Linked DNA regions of Homo sapiens: region 2 is linked to region 1. Evidence: read pairs that join two places in POLR2A ChIA-PET (ENCODE). Cell type or tissue: Caco-2. All regions are shown on one strand. Region 1 has its middle 8.8 kb from the start of WFDC2. Region 2 overlaps ZSWIM1 (zinc finger SWIM-type containing 1).

Region 1 (2,500 bases):
TTTCCTTAGGCAGAGGGAATAAATCCCCCTGCTGGCTGTCTAGAACACTTTTTTAAAAACCAATCTCTTATCAGAACTGCCTGTTTCCTTGTCCGTCTCCCCTGCTGGGCCACTGGGCCTCAAGCGATCCTCCCGCCTCAGCCTCCCAAACTGCTGGGATTACAGTCACAAGCCAGTGCACCCAGTCCCAGATTTTGTTTTTCTAATACAGTTCCGCTAGTTCTATTAATAGCTAAAATGTAAACACTGAAAACTCTTTTGAAACTAAAGAGGGGAAAAACAAGTAAAAGAGGTTTTTAAAAATTAAACTACCATGGAAACTGGTTTACCCACAATTTTGGTTCACAACCTTCATTGGATTACCTATTGGGGAAAACAAAGTTTAGCCATGTAAACAGGTTCCAACTTGCCAAAAATATAATTTGGGTTCAACCATCTTTTGTAAACTGGTAAGTTTGTGTTGCTGTCTCATGGCTAGAGTTCCAAGGTAAAAAAGATAGGACCTTTGTGCATGTACTCATGTGTTTAACTGAAGGTTCTTACCTAGGTGAACAGGCTATTAAAATAGTTAACAAGGAAATAACTTGAAATGATGACTAGATTTGTCTAATATCTCAGTTCTCATAGTCATCTAGATAAACTCCTAAAAATAAATAGGGTAAATATAAATGGGATAAATGCTTGAAGGTAAACTTTTTGTTTAGTTTAAAAATCTGACAATTATTTAAAATGCTCATTGGACATCTGGGTGATGTCCAATTAAGAAAGGGTTATGATATGGGGAAACATTTCTAAGAATTGTGGAGTCGTTCTCATTTATAATGCTGCTATCTGAGTACAAAGCCCTAGTTGATAACTCTTTCCTTCAACTTTAATGTCAGCTCCTGTAATTATTTTTTCCCTCCAGTTCTAGCCACTGTTGCAGCCTGATGCTAAAACATTTTATTTCAAAGGTCTAGAAAATCAATGATTTTCTCCAGGATAACTTGATTCTGTACTCAGACTCAGTTCAGCATTGCTTGCATCCCAGTTTTTTGCTAAAATTTAAGGTTACTAAGAATAAAAATTCTAGCTAATATATAATCTTTTTTTTTTCAGAGCAAGTGTGGAAATTTATTTTTAAAGGCTTTAGAACAGTAAAGAAAGGAAAATACACTTGGAAGAGCCCTGAGTGGGCACCAAGGTCAAGTGCCTATAATTTTATATATAAAAAATGTGCCAAAGATGATGTGCCTTTTTTTCCCCCAAGTTGGAGTCTTGCTCTGTCATGCAGTCTGGAGTGGAGAGGCACGATCTCAGCTCACTGCAACTTCTGACTCCCAGGTTCAAGAGATTCTCCTGTCTCGGCCTCCTGAGTAGCTGGGATTACAGGTGCCCACCACCACACCTGGCTAATTTTTATATTTTTAGTAAAGATGAGGTTTCACTATGTTGGCCTCTGTTTGGCAGTGTATGGGTATGCAGTGGGTACTCACAAATGCTGGTTAGACACCTGCAGGCTTGTACTAAGGACCAGGTTTGGCAAACATCAGTGTTTGAGGGAGTCTGATTTGAGAGTGTGGAAGTTGAGAATCATGGCAGGAGATGGACTCTGCTATTCACTACTATGAATCAACCTTGGTCCCTGTTCTTGGGGGAGACCACAGGCCAATGGAAAAAACAGAGATGTAACTAATTGCTGGTAGCGTTATGAGTAACTCTGTTGGGTAAGCCATTTGGTAGGAGGCAGAGAACTGGAGGCAAGACCTATGTACTTGCAGAGAACATTGTTAGCAGGACTGGCCTAAGGGCACCTTTCTCCCTTCATTCATCAGAAAGGATCAAAGCTGCTGCTAGGAGAGGAAAAGGGAGCTGGGCCAGCCCTGGCTGTAACCCTTTACAAGAAATAAAGCTGTGAAAGAACCTGTGGAATCATTTTCAGCTCAGAACACAGAGCAATATTTTTACTCTCTCTTACGGGTGGAATTGTGTCCCCTCAAATTCATATGTTGAAATCCAGTACCTTGGAATGTGGCCTTATTTGGAGATAGAGTCTACATAAGCAATCAAGTTGAAATGAGGTTATAGGGTGATCCCTAATCAAATATAACTGACACACTCAGAGAGACTATTTTATTTTATGTATTTTAAAAATTTTTTAATTTAAATCGTTTTTGGGGAGCAGGGGTTTTTTTGTTACATGGATAAGTTCTTTGGTGGTAATTTCTGAGATTTTTTGGCGCACCCATCACCCGAGCAGTGTACACTGTACCCAATGTGTAGTCTTTTGTCCCTCATCCCCTTGCCCCTTCCCCCCAAGTCCCTGAGTCCATTATATCATTCTTATGCTTTTGTATTATCTTAGCTTAGCTCCCACTTATAAGTAAGAACATACGATATTTGGTTTTCCATCCCTAAATTACTTCACTTAGAATAATAGTCTCTAACTCCATCCGGGTTGCTGCAAATGCCATTATTTTGTTCCTTTTTCTGGCTGAGTCGTATTCCATTGTGTATATAT
Region 2 (2,500 bases), 420 kb after region 1:
CTTACACTGTTGTACTTCCGTGGGCCCTCCTTCCAGAACAAGGACAACAAGGACAAGGTTGAAGGGTCTTCTCATCTACCATGGCCTGCTACCTAGCATGTGTCTAGCTCAATGAGACAGGAGTCAGCAAATCTTAATCTGTTTAGTTTACTCAGGTGGCCACATACAGTCTCTGTTGTATATTCTTGGTTTTGTTTTAATATTTTTTTTCTTTTTTTTTTTTTTTTTTTTTTTGAGAAGGAGTCTGTCTCCGTCACCCAGGCTGGAGTGCAGTGGCGCAATCTCTGCTCACTGCAAGCTCCACCTCCTGGGTTCACACCATTCTCCTGCCTCAGCCTCCCGAGTATCTGGGACTACAGGCGCCCGCCACAATGCCGGGCTAATTTTTTGTATTTTTAGTAGAGACGGGGTTTCACCGTGTTAGCCAGGATGGTCTCGATCTCCTGACTTCGTGATCTGCCCGCCTCGGCCTCCCAAAGTGCTGGGATTACAGGCGTGAGCCATCGCACCCGGCCTGTTTTAACATTTTCATAAGGTAAAAACCTTTCTTAGCTCAAAGGTCTTTAAAAAAGCAGGCAATCCAGCTGGGCATGGTGGCTCACGCCTGTAATCCCAGCATTTTGGGAGGCTGAGGTGGACAGATGACTTGAGGTCAGGAGTTCAAGACCAGCCTGGCCAACATAGTGAAACCCTGTCTCTACTAAAAATACACAAATTAGCCAGGTGTGGTGGCGGGGGCCCTGTAATCCCAGCTACTCGGGAGGCTGAGGCAGGAGAATCGCTTGAACCTGGGAGGCAGAGGTTGCAGTAGGCCAAGATCCTGCTGCCACTGCACTCCAGCCTGGGAGGGTGAGACTCCATCTAAAAAAAATAAAATAAATGGCAACCCCTGGTCTAAGATAAGAGATAAAACATCAGGTGGTGAGGTTGAGGTTTGGGGCTTGGTAGCAGTTGCCCCAGTCATGAGATGACTCACTTAACCCGTCTCCTTTAAGTGAGCTGGGCTGGGAGGCTTCCTACAGGGGAAGAGGCCCCTCTGGGGAGCTGACTCAGCCAGGCTCCCTGAACTTTTTTCCTTGTCCCATCCTGGGGTCAATAAAACTGAATGTTGCATATTCTAGCACTTGTCTAGTTTTTTTTTTGTTCCATAGAAGGCAGTTTAGGGTATATCATGGAGAGAATAGACTTTAGAGTGTTATACAACATGTGAATCCTGGTTGGTTCCTTCCCTGCTTGATTTTTGTGCCTGGTTCTGCCTTTTACTAGCTATGAGACTTATTAGGATAAGTTACCCCTCTAAACCTCAACCTGATTATCTGTAAAAATGGGGATCTCCACAGGGTATGTTCACAGAGCAGGCATACCTAGTGGGTGCTCAATTAAGTATTAATTTTCCTTCCTTGCCTATGGTCCTATGACCTGCCTTCAACATGCTGGGAAATTTAAGGCAAGAGGAGAATTCAAATACCTAGGACTTAATATAAGAAATTCTGGCCAGGCATGGTGGCTCACACCTGTAATCCCAGCACTTTGGGAGGCCGAGGCAGGCGGATCACCTGAGGTCGGGAGTTTGAGACCAGCCTGACCAACATGGTGAAACCGTGTCTCTACTAAAAATACAAAAATTAGCCGGGCGTAGTGGCAGGCACCTGTAATCCCAGCTATTCGGGAAGCTGAGGCAGGAGAATCACTTGAACCTGGGAGACGGAGGTTGCAGTGAGCCAAGATCATGCCATTGCACTCCAGCCTAGGTGACAGAGCAAGACTCTGTCTAAAAGATAAAAATTAAAAAAAAAAAATTCTGGGTAGGCCAGGTACGGCGTCTCACGCCTCTAATCCCAACACCTTGGGAGGCCAAAACAGGCAGATTGGAGCAGCCTGGGCAACATGGCAAAACCCCTTCTGTACAAAAAATACAAAAATTAGCTGGATGTAGCACGTGCCTGTAGTCCCAGCTACTCAGGAAGGCTGAGGTAGGAAGATCACTTGAGCCCAGGAGGTTGAGGCTGCAGTGAGCTGTGATTGTGCCACTGCACTCCAGCATTGGTGACACAGTGAGACCCTATCTCAAAAAAAAAAAAAATTCTGATCAAGTCTTCAAAACAACATAAAAGCAGCCTTAACTCTCCAAGCAGGGGCCCCTACCTCAGATAATTTCCATTGTATCTACCTGACAAAACCTATCTCCTGTCTTAGTGGTATCTGGAGAAACTTTAGGGTCTGGAAGTCCCTGATGAAGGACTGGAATTTGTCAGAATGGCTCAACCACCAGCTCTATCCCCATCCCTGCCATAGGCCCTCCTCCCAACCCTGTCTGCCCAAGAACCATACGGAGAAACCACCCTACATATCTGGTGCTATTTCATCCATCTACAAGCAGGAGCCAGGAGGCTGGCCCCTTTTAGATCTCACTAGGGGCATCTTCCCAGAGGCTGTGTGGGCATGTGCCTGCTCCCACCGCGCCCCCTCCACAGCACCCTCTGGCTCCGGATGGGCCATC

The links. ChIA-PET counts read pairs that join two places held together with the same protein. Peaks named below come from ENCODE experiments on the same cell type or tissue, not always from the same donor. Only the 100,000 strongest peaks of a DNase experiment are listed, where the experiment ranks them.
Region 2: POLR2A ChIA-PET joins it to region 1 with 11 read pairs; 2 of 35 experiments call an interaction of 5 or more read pairs at or near these places.

The regions. Positions count from the first base shown.
Region 1 is chr20:45,459,749-45,462,248 of GRCh38, forward strand. No RefSeq gene overlaps it. Among named protein-coding and RNA genes, the nearest start is that of WFDC2, 8.8 kb to the right of the region's middle. In Caco-2, a CTCF peak has its summit at 61 (motif pointing left); no DNase peak of the experiment used is centred here.
Region 2 is chr20:45,884,147-45,886,646 of GRCh38, forward strand. It overlaps ZSWIM1 (zinc finger SWIM-type containing 1), which reads left to right. Exons shown (of 2, transcript NM_080603.5): 2 at 1-1,120. SPATA25 (spermatogenesis associated 25) reads right to left here. Exons shown (of 2, transcript NM_080608.4): 2 at 2,345-2,500. The coding sequence ends at 2,371. Among named protein-coding and RNA genes, the nearest start is that of SPATA25, 2.2 kb to the right of the region's middle. RefSeq lists an enhancer at 2,187-2,500. In Caco-2, no CTCF peak of the experiment used is centred here; a DNase peak (open chromatin) is centred at 1,024.